Regions from separate parts of the Homo sapiens genome. Here regions 2 and 3 are each linked to region 1. A link is a loop called in an ENCODE intact Hi-C map of the cell type or tissue named here. Cell type or tissue: mammary epithelial cell. All regions are shown on one strand. Links, peaks and the distances in the headings refer to the core of each region. The heading gives the core; the rest is flanking DNA.

The links. Peaks named below come from ENCODE experiments on the same cell type or tissue, not always from the same donor. Only the 100,000 strongest peaks of a DNase experiment are listed, where the experiment ranks them.
Region 2: it touches region 1 in a loop (20-fold over the local background); 9 of 110 quality-filtered maps call a loop at or near these places.
Region 3: it touches region 1 in a loop (24-fold over the local background); 8 of 110 quality-filtered maps call a loop at or near these places.

What each region holds. Positions count from the first base shown.
Region 1 is chr12:102,166,458-102,173,753 of GRCh38, reverse strand. All of the region lies in intron 6 of PARPBP (PARP1 binding protein), which reads right to left. Among named protein-coding and RNA genes, the nearest start is that of PMCH, 28 kb to the left of the region's middle. RefSeq lists an enhancer at 5,729-5,858. In mammary epithelial cell, for the core only: a CTCF peak has its summit at 3,653 (motif pointing left); no DNase peak of the experiment used is centred there.
Region 2 is chr12:102,700,067-102,705,066 of GRCh38, reverse strand. All of the region lies in intron 12 of LINC02456 (long intergenic non-protein coding RNA 2456), which reads right to left. Among named protein-coding and RNA genes, the nearest start is that of LINC00485, 120 kb to the left of the region's middle. In mammary epithelial cell, for the core only: a CTCF peak has its summit at 2,339 (motif pointing right); no DNase peak of the experiment used is centred there.
Region 3 is chr12:102,736,240-102,743,234 of GRCh38, reverse strand. No RefSeq gene overlaps it. Among named protein-coding and RNA genes, the nearest start is that of LINC00485, 85 kb to the left of the region's middle. In mammary epithelial cell, for the core only: a CTCF peak has its summit at 2,385 (motif pointing right); no DNase peak of the experiment used is centred there.

The DNA.
Region 1 (7,296 bases), core at 1,150-6,149:
GTGATCAGGATACAAAGCTCAGGGATAGCAGCAAGGTGGAAGAGGACAAGCAGGGACTTTCACATTCAGTTTGAACCTTTCAAGGGAAAATAAGCTAGCATGGTTTTTACTAGATTTATTCTATGTATTTTATATTTTTGAAGTTTTTTTTAAAAAAAAATCCTTCTATTTAGTAATGATACAGAAATCCAATTGCATTTTGTTTATTGGCCTTGTGTCCAGCAACACTCTTAAACTGTACTGCCAATTGTAATAATTTGCCTTTACATTCTTGGAGTTTTCTATATAATTAGTCATATTATCATCAAATAGAATTTTATTTTTTCAACTGTTATATCTCCTATTTCTTTTTGTCTTACTACACTGAATTGGACATCTCATGCTATGTTGAAAAGAACTGATGACAGCAGGAACTCTTGTCTTATTCTTAAGCAGAACACTAAAACGTTTTACCATTAACTAGGTTTTTAGAGAAACCCTTTTGTCAAAGTAAAGCCCTTATTCTTAGTTTATTTTTACACTGAGGGCTTAGCCCTGTAGAATGGGTATGTGTTTCCTATTTATCTCCCCATGCTGGCCAGTTCCTGGGCTAAAAGCTGGCTTCCCTTCTTCACTTGCCTCGCTGGCTTTCCTCCTTCACCTATTTTTGACCTATATTTTCATTACATTTGCCTACTTACCAACGCATTTAAGAAGAATTTTTGAAATATGCTATCCAACATTATTAATTATTTTCAATGGAAGAATCAATCTGGGGGCCTAGTCTGCCATACTTCTGTAATCAGAAGTCTGAGTAGACCCTAGGAATTCTTTCACATATATGTGGACTTTCTTTTTCAGCTGTGAACTGGATGAAATGTAGCCAAAATGAAAACGTAATTAACATTATATGCTTTTCCTGGGAATTAATCTCTAATAGAAAAGAGTTTTGGAAAAGATTCAAATGGTTAATAAAATCTGGGACTGTCTTAGTGCCAATTATAAGAACAAAAAAAATGCTTCAAATGATATTAGGAAAGTCACCTTTGACCTCCTTTTCTCATTCCTTCTACATGACAAAAATGTTAAATTTTAAAGATGATGTAATTCACTGGCTGAATTGTATTTAGGAAAAAATAAGACTTGTATTTCAGAGACTTGCCAAGGTCAACATTTTGAAGCCATGGCAAAATACCCCAAACAGTAGTGCTCTGATTACTCCATTACTATATACTCACTTCTAGAGCCACCATTAGGTTAGCTTCTAATATCTGCTCAGCAACACAGTGGTTTAATTCAAATTCTTGCTTCTAAAGCCTAGAAACTCCAGAAGTTTTAACTAAAATGACATCAGGATATTTATGCTGTTCACCGGCAATACAAAAATGAATAAAATCTTTCTCTTTAAGAGCTCACAAGTGATAATGATACAATGAACTACTGAAAGTATAGACAAGTTTGAGTGGGGAAGTAGAGAGAAGGAGGAGGTATTCAGGAGTGCTTCCCAGAAGATATATTATGGCTATTCTGGATAAACATTAATAGGAGAATTTAGATGAGAAAGAGGCAAACTGAGCTCCTGACTCCTAACTGCATCACACCAGTGCCCTGGGGCAGAAAGAGAAACAAGAGGCTGCTGATGAAAAGCACAACTGAATCCCCAAGCTTGTACCAAAATAAAGTAACTGGAAGAGAACACTAAGCAATAATACAGACAAATGATTGGTAATACTTTAATGTAATTACTGAGTTCTTCACTTTCCTAAATAAAGTGACTGCTTTTCCATACCATACTCAAGAATTTGATAACTATTTGTTGAAGTAAATTTTACCTTTAAAAATTAAATGTAATTAAAGGTGCCACATAAAATATATGAAAAATATTTCTGAATTTTTTTTTTTTTTTGAGGCGGAGTCTCGTTCTGTTGCCCAGGCTGGACAGCAGTGGCGCGATCTCGGCTCACTGCAAGCTCCGCCTCCCGGGTTCACGCCATTCTCCTGCCTCAGCCTCCCGAGTAGCTGGGACTACAGGCGCCCGCCACCACCACACCTGGCTAATTTTTTGTATTTTTAGTAGAGACGGGGTTTCACCGTGTTAGCCAGGATGGTCTCGATCTCCTGACCTCGTGATCCGCCCGCCTCGGCCTCCCAAAGTGTTGAGATTACAGGTGTGAGCCACCAAGCCCGGCCATGAAATATTTTTAAACAAGAAAAACTTTAACATTAGGAGATTAGACTGAAAAATTTCAGTGAGATTTAACACTCCAAACATGTATATTTAGCCCAACATAAATAGTTATGTGCTGTATAATAACATTACAGTCAGCAACAGACCACATATATGATGGTAGTCCCATAATATTATAATGGAGCTGAAAAATTCCTATTGCCTAGTGATGTAACATCGTAGCATCATAGCTCAACACATCACTCACATGTTTGTGGTGATGCTTGTGTAAACAAACCTACTGTGCTGCCAGTAATATAATAGTATAGTGCACATAATTATGTTTAATACATAATACTTGGTCATTATAATAAATGACTCTTACTGGTTTATGTGTTTGCTATACCTTTTATCATTATTTTAGAGTGTACTCCTTCTACTTATTTAAAAAAAAAAAAAGCACTAACTGAAATAGTCTCAGGCAGGTCCTTCAGGAGGTATTCCTGAAGAAGGTGTTGTGACTGTAGGAGATGACACCTCCAGGGGTATTACTGCTCCTGAAGATTTTCCAGTGGGACAAGATGTGGAGGTGGAAGACAGTCATATTGATAATCCTGACCCTGTGTAGACCTAGGCTAATGTTTATGTTTGTGTCTTAATTTTAAACAAAAAAGTTTAAAAAGCAAAAAAAAAAAAAAAAAAGAAAAATTAAACAGAGAAAAGCATATAGAATAAGGATACAGAGAAAAAAATTCTGTACAGCTGTACAATGTATTTGTGTTTTAAGCTAAGTGTTACTACAAGACTCAAAAAGTTTCAAAATTTTAAAAAATTCATAGTCAAATTTTAAAGTTCATAAAGTTAGAGCAAGCTAAGTGTAATTTATTCTTGAAGAAAGAAATATTTGCTCTATAAATTTAGTGTGGCCTAGGTTTATAATGTGTATAAAGTCTACAAGAGTTTACAATAATGTTCCAGGCCTTCATATTCACTCACCACTCATCCAGAGCAACTTCAAGTGCTGCAAACTCCAGTCATGGCAAGTACCCTATGCTTATCTATGTTTATGTTTTATACTGCATTCTGAACAGGACCTTTTCAATGTTTAGATATGCTTAGCCACACAAATACCATTGTGTTACAATTGCCTACAGTATTTGATACAGTAACAGGCCATACAGGTTTGTAGCCTAGCAGCAATAGGCTATGCCATATAGCCTATGTGTGTGGCAGGCTACACCATCCAGGTTTGTGTATGTACAGTCTATGATGTTTGTACAGTGATGAAATTGCCTAACAATGCATTTCTGAGAGCATATTCTCATCAAGTGGCGCATGACAGTATAATGTAAATGTGCATTAAAAAGTTGTGTGATAAATGTGAAATACAGAATTTTCAACTTCTGAACAACAGGGAACTATTAATTGATACAACTTGAAACATCTCATTTAAGACATCTTTCAGGTGAAAGTACACTATGCATTTTATGGTGTCACCTACTGGCAAAGTGTAGAAATGCAGCCACCTATAGCTAAGATGGCCTCATGAAAAGTGGGCAGTGGGGCGATGAGTGTTCTTTATTTCTTCCCAGTCTGTCTATTCCACCCTTCCTTGGACTCAAACATTACTGTAATTTTTCTATTTAAAAATAAGTAGTATAAACTTTTCCTCAGATACAAGAGCTAAATACATTTTTATTTCTAAGTTTTAAGGTTGACAGAGACGAGGAGGATAAAGAGGTCAGAGTGAGAGATGGGCAGGAGTTAGAGCATAGACAGTTTTGTGTATCATATTGAGGTTCCTGAAGCTTTACCCTGTACCAAATATGGAATCACTGAAAAGTTTTAATTATGGGAGTAACATTTGTTGTTTCAGAAAAATCACTCTGGCAGCAATGAGGACGACAGGATAGGGCAACTTAAGACTGGAGGCAGAATAGACAACTCAGTGACACGTGAAAAGGTCCAGACAAGAAAGGATGAAAGTCTGAAACAGTAAACACTGGAAATAAAATAGTAGCTATAGGAAGAGATGAGGAGAAAGAACATAAAAAATGTGAAGTAAGAAAAAGTGACGGATCTTAGTGAGTGAATGTATTTAGGATATGCCCCAGATTCTTGTTTGGGAGCTGGAGAGAGACAGGCTTCATCGCTTCAGGAGGAGAAGCAGTTTTGCAGAGAAAGACAAAAATTTAGTTTAGGACATATGAGTTGCCTGTGAGGCACCATCTTAAAGATAGTTGAAGATATGTTTCTGAAACTCAGGAAAGAGGTTCGAATTTCACTGAAATATAGATTTAGAAGAATTTGCATATATGTAGTAGAAGAGGTAGGTGGAAAATAAGAGAATGACGTATCTGAAGTTATAGGAAAAAAGAGTTCCAATAGGAAATGACTAAATTTGAAGACTCAAAAGAGACCAAAGACTATGATAATTAGAAGATCACAAGTGACCACTGGCAGAATAGCTTCAGTAGAGGGAAAAAGTGAAGGAGTATAAATCAGTCAAGTACAGACAATCAAATAAATATTGACTGTCTATTCTGGCAAAAATTGTGCTAGGGCTAGGGAATATTGGTGAAGAAAACCAATAAACTCTCATTGAGTTTACTGTCTATTGAGAAATATACATTAAATACTTACAAAGAGGGAAGCAGAAAAAAGGAAAGTATTTTCTTTAAGAATATGAGCTGTAAAAGGAAGAAGGAACTGGAAGAAACAAAGAAGACAGTTTGTTGTTTATTTCTTATAAGCTTATAGAATGTGGCTAAAGTACTAGTAAAGGGAGAGGTTGAAATTATAAGATAAAATGAATAACCAGTGAAGCAATGTCCAAATGGGTTATCCACTTTCCCACCCACCATGTCTAGTTAACTCCTTCAAGTTCATCCTTCAAAATTAGGCTTAACTGTTAACACCCATCCAGATAAGCATTCTTGACACCCTTATCCCTGGCTCCCAGAAACCAGGTCAATTGCCCTTTCCTCTGTACACCTTCTATTAATATCTATTATGATATGCATAGGGTATATGTTTTTAGTTTTTAATAATTTTATTTTATTTATAAAACAAACCTATACCTACTGCAGAACAAAAATAAACAAACAAATCAACACAAAAAAGATAACAAAAATTGCTCAAGTGGACTATTCAGATACCCAGTTGAAGACATTCACTATTTAGATACTCACTTCCTCAAGACCTTCTCTAGAAGATACTTCCTTATTATAACCACATGGAATATCCAAAATAAATGGCTGCTAAGTTGAAGAAGTCTATTCCCTCACCCTAGATGCCTCTAAAACAAATGTACTTCTACCCTGTTGACCACAACCAGAAATTCCTCCAAAAGGAATGTAATTATAACAAACCATATTGGATTGAACATACACATTTATCTCTGCTCTTTTCCAAAACTTCACTAAAATGACAAAAAAGCAAAAAACAAAAAAGTTTCCATCTATGAAGAAAAAGAGAATGAGAGAGGAAACAACAGCTGATGAGAGTAGAGGCATTTCATCAAAGTACAAAAAAATGAAAACAGATGGTTGAGTCATAACTAACTACCCAGAATACAAAAGCTAAAACCTAAGTAACTGCTAAGAGGAACATCAGTAAGAAGCAAACTCAGAAATTAATCAGAAATTGAAGGCAATACTGATGGCTATGTAAAGGCAGGGTTGAAAACAGAAAAGCTAGTTGACAGTCTCCATAAGGAACACTTATACCCCCATTCTCCCTCTATTCTGAGCAGTCAGTCTAGTGCTTCTCTCCCACCTCAGCATGGGAAGCAGAACTGTTCTAAAGAAACTATGAGAGGCTCCAGACCCAGGGGCAGCAGGACTAAAAACAAAGGAATTGAGTAAGTCTACATACGGAACTGTGAGACTCAGCATCAACGTGGACCTATCTCAAATCCCAGAATATTGCTAGCCAGATTTACAGCTTTCAGAGATTAAAAGATTCCTCTGTGGAAATTTTTGGGAAAGTCCCAAAGAAAAGATCTAAAGTTACTGACATTTGGAGAGTAAGTCTCCAACAAAAGAGCCAACTGGGCATCATGCTATAAATAAACCCACTATACAGAGCTACTAATCAGCTCTATAGGGCCTCACTCTTAAATATGAAAGGACAGTTCAGAATCACCACACATTGTGGGAACACCTCTACTATGAAAGAGGGCAAAAAAAAGAAAGTAAAAAACAGAAAAGCATCCAATCTAGATAAAACAAAGACCATTCAGGAAGCAGATAACAATATTTTTACATTAAATATAATAAATAATCTTAGAGAAATAAATGAAACATGACATAAAATCATATGCAACCAAATATAAGACTAACATAAAATATTTGCTTACCATTTACTTTTTCTGAGAAAGCTACTTGAGCAAAATAAGGGGTTTACCAATTAAAATAAAGTCATAAGAGCCAGGAAACAGGCAGAGACTGTTTCACGAGGTGAGGATGAAGGTTCATGGTTGCCACTCTGACACAGGCCTAACGAGCAAAAGCAAAGATTGAATAAAGATGACAGGGGACTTTCCAGAAGGAATATCTTCAAGGGCAAAAAACTGACAGATGACTGTAGTACCACCTGACTTTAACAAAATATATCTATATTGCCTTACAAAAAATTTTTTAAAAATTAAATATCTGATATTTCAATAGAAATGGCTCCCCAATATATTATCTGGAAGTTCAGAAGATGTCACTTATTTTGTCTCTAAGTTATTTTCAAAACCCTCTTCCAAATTTACTTCTTTGTAATGGATATCCATATGAGAAGACAGACTGCAATTCAGAATAAAATCCTGAAAAAAAATCCTTCTTAGAATCTTAGAATGGAATGAAGTTTCATGGAACAAGATATAGTCATTAAGAGAATGGATGCACAGTACTGACTGTGTTCAGATCCCTACTCTGCTACTTAATATAACCTAGGGCAAGTTACTTGATCCCTGTGTTTTAGTCTCTTCACCTCTAAATTAGGAATAGTAATAGTATCTATCAAGTCAGGTTGTTGTAATGATCAAATGATAATCTGAGTAAAGAACTTAGCACAATGTCTGACATGTAACAAGTGTTCAATAAATATCAGCTATTTTTATTATGTTTATTTATGTTATAGGATACCAAATTGACAATGAT
Region 2 (5,000 bases), core at 1-5,000, 530 kb before region 1:
TGCTCTAAGTGCTCAGTGAAAACCTAAAGATGCTAATGGTCAGGGATCCTCTAGTGAAACAGCCCAGCCAGATCATCTTAGTAACACCCAGTAGTCAACAAGTCCTATCCATGCACACAGACGTTTCTTCAGCTGCTTCTTGCCCCTCTCTTGGGGTTGCCAGATTTAGCAAATAAAAATGCGGTCTTTGGGACATATTAAAAATGTATTCATTGTTTATCTGAAATTCAGATTCAAATGACTGTTCCCTATCTTGTCTGGCAACTCTGTCCTCTCAAATAAGAATGGACATCCAAGAATCACCAGACATTTCAGGAAAACCTCAACAAGAAAGACAGTAATTTAAACATACTAATGGGGGAAAAGAAACAGAAAGATGAAAAAAATGCAAAGAAAAAATAATTTCAAAAATAGTACCATTCGTTTCCTCAAAAACTTAAGACAGGATACTGTGGCTTTGAAATAAGAACAGTTTGTTATAAAAAGAAATACTCAAATATCATCAAAAGGCTATTGTTAATTACAGTTATTGGAGCAGAAATGAAGGAAAAGCAGAAGTACAGAAAAATAAAAATAGGAAATGGAGGGAAAATTATAAAAGAAATAATTCAAGAAACTTTCCCAGAATGGAGGAAATGAGTTTCCAGATAGAAAGTACCCTTTAAGCACAAAGGATGACAAAATGCTCCCAGTAAGGAAATAGTAAAATAGAAGGGAACAGGTAGGGAGGGAAGGGAGGAAGGAAGGAAGGAAGGAAGGAAAGAAGGAAGGAAGGAAGGAAGGAAGGAAGGAAGGAAGGAAGGAAGGAAGGAAGGAAGAAAGGAGAAGGAAAGGAGAAGGAAAGGAGAAGGGAAGGAGAAGGGAAGGAGAAGAGAAGGAGAAGGAGAAGCAGGAGAAGGGAGAAGGCAGTTGAGCTAAGATATATATATATATATTTTAGTTCCAGGACATCAGGACGGAAGATGCTCAATAATTATTAAGCAATTTGTTTATAGATGCTCTAGTCTAACCTTAATAGAATACAAAAGTTTAATAAGTCTATAAAGCCTTAAGAAATGAAGTTTCATAACAATAATGTTGTACAAGAATAAACACAATGTAGTCAAAAGAACTCCAGGTCAGGAATCACAGACATATATTCTAGTCTTGTTTCTGCTTCTGTATAACCTTATATGTCTCACTTCATGTCTTTGGACACCAGTTTTGTCACCTGCAAACTTAGCTTAGGTTATAACATTCTAAATTCTATTTAATTAAGCAGTCATAACATATAGATTATATAACTGAGTAATTAAACTTTAAAAGTTCATATTTCAAAATACTTATTAAATGCACCAATATTCTCTTTCTTGAATTGCTTTTCCTACTTTTTCTATATTTCATATTATCTTATTTATATATAATAAATTCACATTTCTATAACATTCCACAGGTGTCATTTATTCATTCATTCCCCAAAGTCCAATTGATGCTATTTACAGGTGCAAGATAGACTGTAGTGAATTATACAGTTATGGTACATGTCCTCATGGAACTTTCACTTCGGTGGAGAAGATGGTCAAAAATAGCAATTTAAATAAATACATACTTGCTATACAGGATAAGACCTATGAAGGAAAATAAGATTCTATGAAATAATATAATAAAGTGAACTATTTTTAGAACTAGTACTTAGCAAAGAAATTCCTGAGAAGGTGGCCTTCATTCAGAAAGAAGATAAATAAGAGTTAGGTAGGTGAAGAGTAGGAAGACGCTTATAAAGGGGAGGAGAAAGTACATATACGGGCCTTAAGGGGGAAATTGCACTTTCAAGAAAATGACAGTTGACCTGTATTAAGGGGTGAGATTCTCCAGGGGGAGAATGGTGTGGCATGAGGTTGACAAGGAGGCAGTGGATAGATTGTGCTGGGTCTTTGAGTCCATAAAAAGAGGTTGGATTTTATTTTAAGGGCAATGGGAAGACATTAAATTATTTTAAGCACTGGAGTGACCTCATCTAATTTACAACATACGATCACACTTGCTGTTATTTTATCATTTTGGATCTTTGATACTATGCTTTGGGATAAGTAGTGCAGATATAATATAGCTCATTGTTGAGAAAATGAAGCACCGGAGGTGAGGTGGCCGCCTTGTGAACAGGTTGAATGGTTGGTTGCCATATAAAAGACCCAGAGGAAGACCTTGGGTTTCCCAACTCGAATCACTTAGTACATTGCCTGGCACAAAACAGGAGCTCAATAAATATTTGTTAAATGAATGTACACCACACTAGGACATTTTAGCTACTGAGATCCACGGGTCTTGGTAAAGAAAAAGGTCTATGTGTAAATCAGCCACCAGGGGGCGGGTATGCTTCCCCCCACATAATAGAAACATTGACCTTGGCAAGGACAACTGGTAGGGAAGAAAAAAAATCTTTAACTGAACAAAGTGCTTTCTCCAGTTTATACCAAAAAAAGATTTCATGAAATAGAATTGGCAACATCACAACAGACCCTTTGTTATGTGTTTGAGCTGACCATTTGTCCATGAGACTCAGCTATGGACAGCCTCCTGACTTAGGGTTCCTCTGACTCTTAAAAAAAAAAAAAAAAACAAAAAAAAAACCTCCAAAATAAAGTGTAATAAAAGGAAAGTACAATATCTCCTGACAGAATTCAAACTGTACATGCTGAACAAAAGACTTATTTTTTCCACTCAACCTTGCTGTTTTGAATTTCCTTGAACTTACTTCAAAATAAAGTTTGGGAAGAAGAAAACATTGTCTGTGTCACAGAAATGGTCCAAGATGGCTGGAGGAATCTACCTACTGAAGAGGGCTCCAATCACCCAAGGTGAGATAGGATGACTGTTTAATACATGTGGCAATAAAAACAAATAAAACACATATACACCATAAAAAAAAAGCCTTCGAGGACTTGGGTTCTACCTGCCAAACACATTTTCCCTATTAAATAAAGGTTGAATTTTTGTCAACAACCAATTGTTTGACAATATTGGGTGTGTTTTGCTCTGAGCCAATGCATGCTCTAGACACAGGTTTTCTCTACACACGTTGTCAGACTTCTGAGTTGAGGGATAGGAGAGTTTCCAGAAAGCATCTCGTAAATGTAAGTCAATAATCTATAATCAAACTATGAGGATTGATTGGTCATTCACTATGTACTCAGATTTAATCCTGTGGGAGAAATAAACAAGTTATTGAGACATGGTCCATGTATCAAATAACCAAGTGATTTTTTTTGTTAGTTATTGAGGGTGTTTTTAAATATATATTTTTATTTAATTTGAAGATCCAACATTCAAGTAGCTGGCTGAGTTTAAAAAAAAAAAAAAAAGCTTTTCTTCTGGATGTGTAGGGTAATGAAAAAACTTGTGAAGGTCTAGAAGAGGCCCCTCTTAAAGTTCTATAGCCAATTATAGCACCTTCTGCTATTTGTCCTTCCCCAAATCCTCTCATGGGTGCAATGTAGGCAAAGAGGGTTGGGTGTTTAGAAAGAGTATAGGAGACTTTGTGCTTAGTGTCTCAAATGTCTCACTATTACAAAGCGTTGACCATTTTGGGTTTTGCTTATTTGTTTGTTTTTTTGTTTTAGAAGGAGTACAAATTTCATAATATCTTGTCCCAGGAGCTTCTGTGTAGATGACATTCAGATCTTTGTTTCCTATTTTCACTTAATTATTTCAATAAAAAGGCATAATCACTCTCAAAATGTTTTTTTAATTTTTATGGGTACATAATAGGTGTATATATTTATAGGGTACATGAGATGTTTTGATACAAGTGTGCAACACATAATAATTACATCATGGAAAATGGGGTATCTATCACTGCAAGCATTTATCCTTTGTGTTACAAAAAAATTCAATTATACTCCTTTGGTTATTTTTGAATGTACAATTAAATTATTATTGACTATAGTCACCCTGTTGTGCTATCAAATGCTAGATCTTATTCAATCTATATTTTGGACCCATTAACCATTCCCACCACCCCCTTAACAACCCACTTCCCTTCCCAGGACTTGGTAACCTTCCTTCTACTCTCTAACTCTGTTAGTTCAGTTGTTTTGATTTTTAGGTTCCACAAATGAGTGAGAACTTCTGACGTTTGTCTTTCTGTGCTTGGCTTATTTCACTTAACAGAATAGCCTCCAGTTCCATCCATGTTGTTGCAAATGACAGGATCTCATTCTTTTTATGGCTGAATAGTATGTAAGTATCACATTTCTTTATCCATTCATCTGTTGATGGACACGTAGGTTGCTTCCAAATCTTGGCTATTGTGAACAATGTTGCAACAAACACAGGAGTGCAAATATCTGTTTTACATACTAATTTCCTTTCTTTGAGGTATACACCCAGCAGTGGGATTGCTTGTACATATGGTATTTTTAGTTTTTTGAGGGACCTCCAAACTGTTCTCCATAGTGATTCTACCAATTTACATTCCCACCAACAGTGTATGAGGATTCCTTTTCTCCACATTCTTACTAGAATTTGTTATTGCCTGTCTTTTGGATTCAAGCCATTTTAACTGGGAAGAGATGATATCTCATTGTAGTTTTGATGAGCATTTCTCTGATAATCAATGATATTGAACACCTTTTTATATGCCTGTTTGCTATTTGTATGTCTTCTTTTGAGAAATATCTATTCAAATACTTTGCCCATTTTTTATCAGATTATTAGACTTTTTTCCTATAAATTGAGTTCCTTATATATTCTGGTTATTAATCCCTTGTCAGATGTAGAGTTTGCAAATGTTTTCTCCCATTCTTTTGGTTGTCTCTTCACTTTATTGACTGTTTCCTTTGCTGTGCAGAAGCAGTTTAACTTGGTGTGATTCCATTTGTCCATTTTTGCTTTGGTTGCCTGTGCTTGTAGGGCATTACTCAATAAATTTTTGCTCAGGCCAGTGCCCTAGAGAGTTTCTTCAATGTTTTCCTTTAGTAGTTTCATAGTTTGAGGTCATAGATTTAAATCTTTAATCCATC
Region 3 (6,995 bases), core at 1-5,000, 570 kb before region 1:
ATTAAGAGATATACCTAATGTAAATGATGAGTTAATGGGAGCAGCACACCAACATGGCACATGTATACATATGTAACAAACCTGCACATTGTGCACATGTACCCTAGAACTTAAAGTATTAAAAAAAAAAAAGAACTATCTGAACATCCAAAAAAAAAAAAAAAAAAAGGTGCTTTGGCAATATTGGTTTCATAGCTAATCAAGGCAGAGTTTCTATCCAGCTTGTATTAGTCCATTTTCACACTGTTGATAAAGACATACCTGACACTAGGGAAAACAAGAGGTTTACTTGAACTTACAGTTCCACATGGCTGGGGATGCCTCAGAATCATGGCAGGAGGAAAAAGGCACTTCTTACATGGCAGCAGCAAGAGAAAATGAGGAAGAAGCAAAAGCAGGAACCCCTGATAAACCCATTAGATCTCATGAGACTTATTCACTATCACGAGAATAGCACGGGAAAGACCGGCCCTCATGATTCAATTACATTTCCCTGGGTCCCTCCCACAACACGTGGGAATTCTGGGAGATACAATTCAAGTTGAGATTTGGGTGGGATCACAGCTTTTTTAAAGCTTCTCAGACCTTTTAAAATAATGACCTCTCTTCAGAGACCACATTTATACTTTTGCCACAAGATAAAATGAAAAAAAAAAAAATAATAACCCATAATATACTCCTGAAGAGGAGGGTCAAGAACCTTGAAATACAAAGGCAAGCGGAATTGCTCTGGAATCCCTGGTCCAGTCACTCACTTGTAGTCAGTTACATTTCTATTTCTCACCTGTCCTCCTCAGACCCAGTACTGGGAACAAATGCCTGTCTAAGTGTTGTATTGTCTCTGTTACTGTTGCTGTCATCATTGTCATCATCTTGTTGTAGCTTTAGGGCTTTTCTATTTGCAAAACTCAGTGCTTCAGCATGAATAGTTAAATGGGGTGAACATACTTCTTTTGAAATTGGCTCTCTGTTATGTAAGCAATGTTGTAATAGAAACATATATATTTAGATTAATGAGCTAATGAAAGATGGTGGTATCGTAATTGTCAAAATATATCTATGGGAGGTAGAGAAGATACAGATTACTCCTTTTTTTAACAGGAAGGAAAACTGTGTAAGACCAGTTATATTTTTTGCTCATAACAAAAATGACCAGTGTGTGGCCCTCTTAAATGATGCTTTGCCACTAGTACCAAATTGGGGGTGGGAGAGAGTCATCATTTTCCTACAAGTAAGAAAAACACCGAGAACACACACACACACACAAGTATATGGACACACACAGAAAAACACACAAACACACAAACACACATACTTGCACATGTTTCTAACTTAGATATGACGGCTTAAAGGAAGAATTGAGGGAATACAACAGACCCTTAGCTTGTAGTAGAAACTTTTAACACTGGAAAGTTCTAACTTTAGAAGGTCTTCTGAGCTCCAGTGGGCAAGAAGCTATTTGGCATACTGTAAATAGACTAGAACCACAACATCAAGGGTAGGAGACTGATAGTTACAGATTCTTCCTTAGAGATTCTCTAGTTACCAACTGTCATAATATCTATTAGCAAACAACAGCAATAAAAAAAAGCATCCTTAGAAATTTGGAATAGAAATCTCCTGTTTTCCTGTCTTTTACGTGGTCCCCTTTTCAAGTACTTTCTTATATTCTAGAAGAAGAGATTCAACAAGCAATTGGATATTATACAAGTGATTCACGCATTAGAAATGTAATTGAATTTAATGAACTTGATGGTCCTTGCCTACCCTAAGATGCTGTGATCCTATAACTTTCATGTCATACAGCTGTGATGACACCATCTCCTTCTGCATCCTATGATGTCATTGTTTGGTACCATAGCAAGTGAGATATGCACCTGTATGTTCATGTGCAAACCATCCAGGAGAAGAGTAACTAATTTTTGTATCAGTTAAAGAACAACTGGTTAATAAATTAATTTCTCTTGGGATCATAACGTTCAACTCCTCGGGATATTATAAAAATCTAACCCTGTCAACACCAACCAAAAACCTATGTGTTCAGTATAAGATGACCAGAATCAACACTTGCATTTTGCATTTAGAAAAGTGAAAACTGAAGAGGCAAGAATCAAAGGCGAAGGTTACATGAGGATCCAGGTCTCTGGTATTTGGGTTCCAAAATTTTCTTGGTAAGCTCGCTTTTCTTCATGTTGAACTGTACCCAATTTATTAACAAAGATAATTCAGTGCCAAAGTTCTAAATTGCATGGAATGGTCACCATGAGTGCATGTGGGAACCCAGGACAAAATAAATGTTCACTGTAATACAAAAGAGATGGTAAGTTGTCTTGAGTATATTTCAGTGTTATTGATATTTTGTCCACAAGATGGTAGCGTACACTTTCCAGTTAATGTAAAGCTGGCCTGTGATCCTAATTTCCCGTAAACTAGAGAATGGTTGGTGTTGAACGAAGGCCAGCCACTCTGGATATCACTCAGTATTTTTTTTTTATTGTGATGAATTGTTGATTTTAAGTATATTTAGTACTGCTATAGCAAGGTGGGGATTCAACTGAAATAAAGAACACTCAGAAATGCATTGCATTCCAGCTTCTTAAAGGGAATTTGAGAAGTGGGAATACTTTGGACATCTAAAAACCACACACCAAGGATCAGATACTGACATTTTTAAAAAAAAAATCCACTTTAGTACATTGTGCAAAAGACATTCAGGATGTCAAGTTCAATTAATCTTTGGTGAAATTTTGCACTGTAACAAAGTTCCTTCCATGAAATGAGTTCAAGAGGACTATAGATGTTTTCCCCTCAAATCCAGAGGGAAAGTAAGACCTTAGATGTTATGACATTTCCATGAGCTAAATAAGAGGGCAGTATTAGCAAGCTAGCCTGCTCTTCTGTTGTGTGCCTCTCTCCCTCAGCTAGCCCCATGTCAGAGGGGACAAGACACAGATGGCAAAAACATCTGGCCTGTCTGCCTCTATTGACCAGAGGGCCTTCTTTGAGGTTCTCAGGCTTACTTTATCTTTTTTTGAACTCTTTTTAAAATGAGAAGCTCAAGTGGGATTTCCTTTCATCTTACTATATTATTTTCAAATTAAATTAGGTCTAATGCCCTGTATCAGAATTACAAAAGCAGGGCTCCAGGGCATATAAGTGACTTCCTATTTTGTTTTTCAGAACAGCTGAGCTCCCCACCTGGGAAGGAGAGAGACAGATGAGCCACGAGCAGAAGGTGGGGTAGAATAAGAGCTGAGGGCAGGAGGGGAGGCCCTGCAGCCTCAACTCTAGGGTTTGCCCTTCCAATGGGCTTCAGCATCAAATCAAGCTTCCTCAGACCTCCAGAGTCCAGCCCTATCACAGCTATCTATTTTATTCCCCTTGTTCTGCAACATGCATCCTCTGATCTAACCTTAGAGAGGTCACTTTGCTGCTATCTATTTGGTTCTCACTGCCTTTATTGTTAGGCTTTGCCTTTCACATTGGTTTTTGGTTCCAGTAACTCCAACCTCAATCAGAAATTCCATGGCTCCAGCTTACTTATGAGAATTTATTTCTCAAACTTTCTCAAGAAGCAATGCAAACGGCGGATGTAGTCACCTTTTTTTTAAGGAGTATAGAGTGATGATTATGAAAATAAGAGAAAAGTATACTTTAAAACATAGAAATAGGCAGCTTTTAAGTCTAGCCATGATTATGACTGGGTAACCCTTCTGCTTTCCATTAAAAACTGGGTATCTTCTCTTCTAGGTCAACACATTTCATGATATGTCTGCCTAACTATATGGCAAATCCAATGAAACCTGATGGGGTTTTCTGTCCCTCTTACCCCTGATAGGGTGTTCTTTACTATAAATAACCCCATAAATTATATGTGATGAGCTAAATATTAGCAAGAGGAGTTCACCTCAAAAAATGCCTCACTCTGTAACCCCCAGAGGCCTTAAGCCTGCTTCTGTGGAGGATTGCAAGGCTCTGTTAAGGCCAGAGTGATGTTAAGATGCTGCAGAAATGTGTAAAGGGGTGGGAAAACCATAGAGATAGAAAGGAAGCAAAGATGGAAAGAGAGCAGCAGAAGAAGGACCCCCGGTGACCACTGGTGACTCAGCGAATAGACTGAATGGGAACTCTGGTGTTGCACCATGCTCTGGATTCTCTACATTTCTGCATTTAAATAATGGTTATGATTGTTTCCTCCTAGACATATACTCTGTCTGCTTGTCTTTCTAGATAACATAAGGCAAAACAGAGAGTTATAGAAACATGGTTCCTCGGTTTGAGATTGAGTGTCTCGAAGAGCTCTTCAGTGTTTTGAGGCACTCATCATCTTTCATGCTTGATCCATTTATCATCTATCTACCTATCATCTATCTATATTACAGTGTAATAATTTTTTTCACTTAATAATCCATCATCAACCTTTTCCCAGATGGTTAAATAATTTTTAAAAGATACGATCTTCAACAGCTGCATTACATTCTATCATATGGAAGCACCAGGTGTGCTTTGGCCATCCGCACATGGTTGGGCATCATTTGACAGAAGCTGTGTGAAGATGGAGTGACTGATCTCCAAGACATTGTTATCTCCTTGCCCATGGAAGAGGGAAATCGTAGGCTGGACTGCACATGTTGAGGAGGAACATTAGCCCTGAATAGGTGATTGTGCCACACCTTCAGACTGAAAGTCTGAGACTCCAGCTGACTGAATGGGCTTCCAGTCATCCAGGCCAGAGCACTGCAGGAGGAAAAACACAGACAAGTGCCACGACCTGGGGCCATTGTTCAGCTCTCTGCAATTGTGGCCTCTTTCCCATTGGAAAGAGGGTCCTGACCTTATAGTCTAAAGGACATGTGCTTGACCCCAGAGTCACCTATGAAGGCAAGTATCGATTGACCTAAGCTCACACAAAGATTTATGTGTGGGAAAGTGGTGCTGCCTGAGGCCCACACTTAAGATTTACAGATGTTCTGCATATAATGTCATTCCTCTGTGTAGTGGAAATGAAGAAAATGTTCTGTTCTTAATTAAGAATCTAGATGGAGTTCAGGAGAAGGCACAGCCCAAAGTGAGCCCCGGGATCTAGGAGGTGGACCAGTGCCTGGACAGGGTGACTGGAGAGCCTACGTACAGGTTCTTTCTGCTACTGGGAAGGTGGAACACACTCTAAGTCCTATTACTATTATGATTAAATGCCCTCATTTCCTCTTTTATCCCAGCTTTTGTCTTTTTCAATAAAAAATAAATGTTCTGCCACGGGGCTGGAGATGAGGCATGCAAGTAGGAAACTGATAGGTTCCCATTGACTATACTCCCCTCTCCCCTTATGCGCTGTGCTGAGGTGGGAAAGAGAAGCAACATGAACAAGTACAGTTGGCTTAGGGGCTATTAGCACTCACCCAGGAATAGGGAGGACTGGGTCAAAGAACCAAGAAGAATGAACCAGAATGTGACTCCTGATGCCACCCCCATCTGAAACCTCAGCTCCAATTCAAATCAATATTTACTAAGCCCTACTTCTATGTCAGGGACTATACTAAAAAATGATAATCAAAAGATAAATTTATTTGTTCATACTACAAATATTTATTGATGGCCTATAATATGCCAGGCACAATGATAGGCCCTGGGGAAGCAATGATGAAACAGATAGAAGATCTCTGCTTTCATTGACCTTCCAGTCTAGCAGGCAATACAGATATTCAATTCAAAACAATTTAGCATTTTAAAAAATCATGTCATTATACCATTCTCTTCCCCACCCAAGTTCTGGATCACCTGAGAGAGACACGGGAGTCAGAATGGTAGAAATCAAAACACCAGGCCCGGCATGGTGGCTCACACCTCTAATCCCAGCACTTTGGGAGGCAGAGGTGGGCGGATCGGTTGAGCTCAGGAGTTCAAGACCAGCCTGGGTAACATGGCGAAACTCCATCTCTACAATCATACAAAAATTAGCTAGGCATGGTGGTGCTTGCTTGTAGTCCCAGCTACTTGTCGGGCTGAGGTGGGAGGATCACTTGGGCCTGAGAGGTCAAGGCTGCAGTCAACCGTGTTTGCACTACTGCACTCCACCCTGGATGACAAAGTGAGACCCTGTCTCAAAAAGAAAAGAAAGAAAAGAAAAGAAAAGAGAAGAGAAGAGAAGAGAAGAGAAGAGAAGAGAAAAGTGAAGAAAAAGAAAAGGAAGAAATAAGCACACCAGCTTTATGACTGATAAAACTGTTTGGAGCATGTGGCTTACTTAGCCAAGAGGGCTTTATAATGTGCCCCTGAACTGAATTTTTTCCACAAAACTATAGGCCTCCTTCACAGGGAACTAATTTAATCATCCGACTTATAGTCCCTGCAGAAAGACAGAGCCAAACATCATTAAGGTTCTCTGCCAATAGCACCCATTGCCAAGCAATCTGTGCCCACTTTCACCTTCTCCTATCTGACCAGCAGCCAACTCAGGATGGCCCTTGCCAATCAGCTGGGCCACACCTCTGGCTAAGCTCTGTTGGTTAAGAGAAGAAAAAGCTGAGATGGGATAAGAGACCAGAATTTTTACTCTAGTAGAGACCCCTCCAGAGAAAGTCAAAAGAGCGCAGGCTAAACACACTCCTTACAATTATGAAGAGTGCTCCAGAAAGAGCAGCCCAGGGGATTGTGAGAGAGCATGACACAGGGGCCTAACTTATTCCAGGAGTGGGGTGTATGAGCAAGGCATGGTTTCTGCTCTCAGGTAATTTACAGCCTCACCAATGGGGAGGGGGAATCAACATAAAACAGTGATGATAAATTATCTACTAGCAACATAAATTAGGTTCAGAAGAAGTATGAAGAGGGGTAGCAATTGATGATTGGCCATCATTATTTCCTGTTCATCTTTTAAGTACACCTCTTACCCCTATTATCTATAGTATTAGAAGACAATGTCATGCAGAGATGGTCTCTGCACTATTTCAATGTGAGAATAAATCAATAATAAAGTAAAAATTTCAGTCATTTAG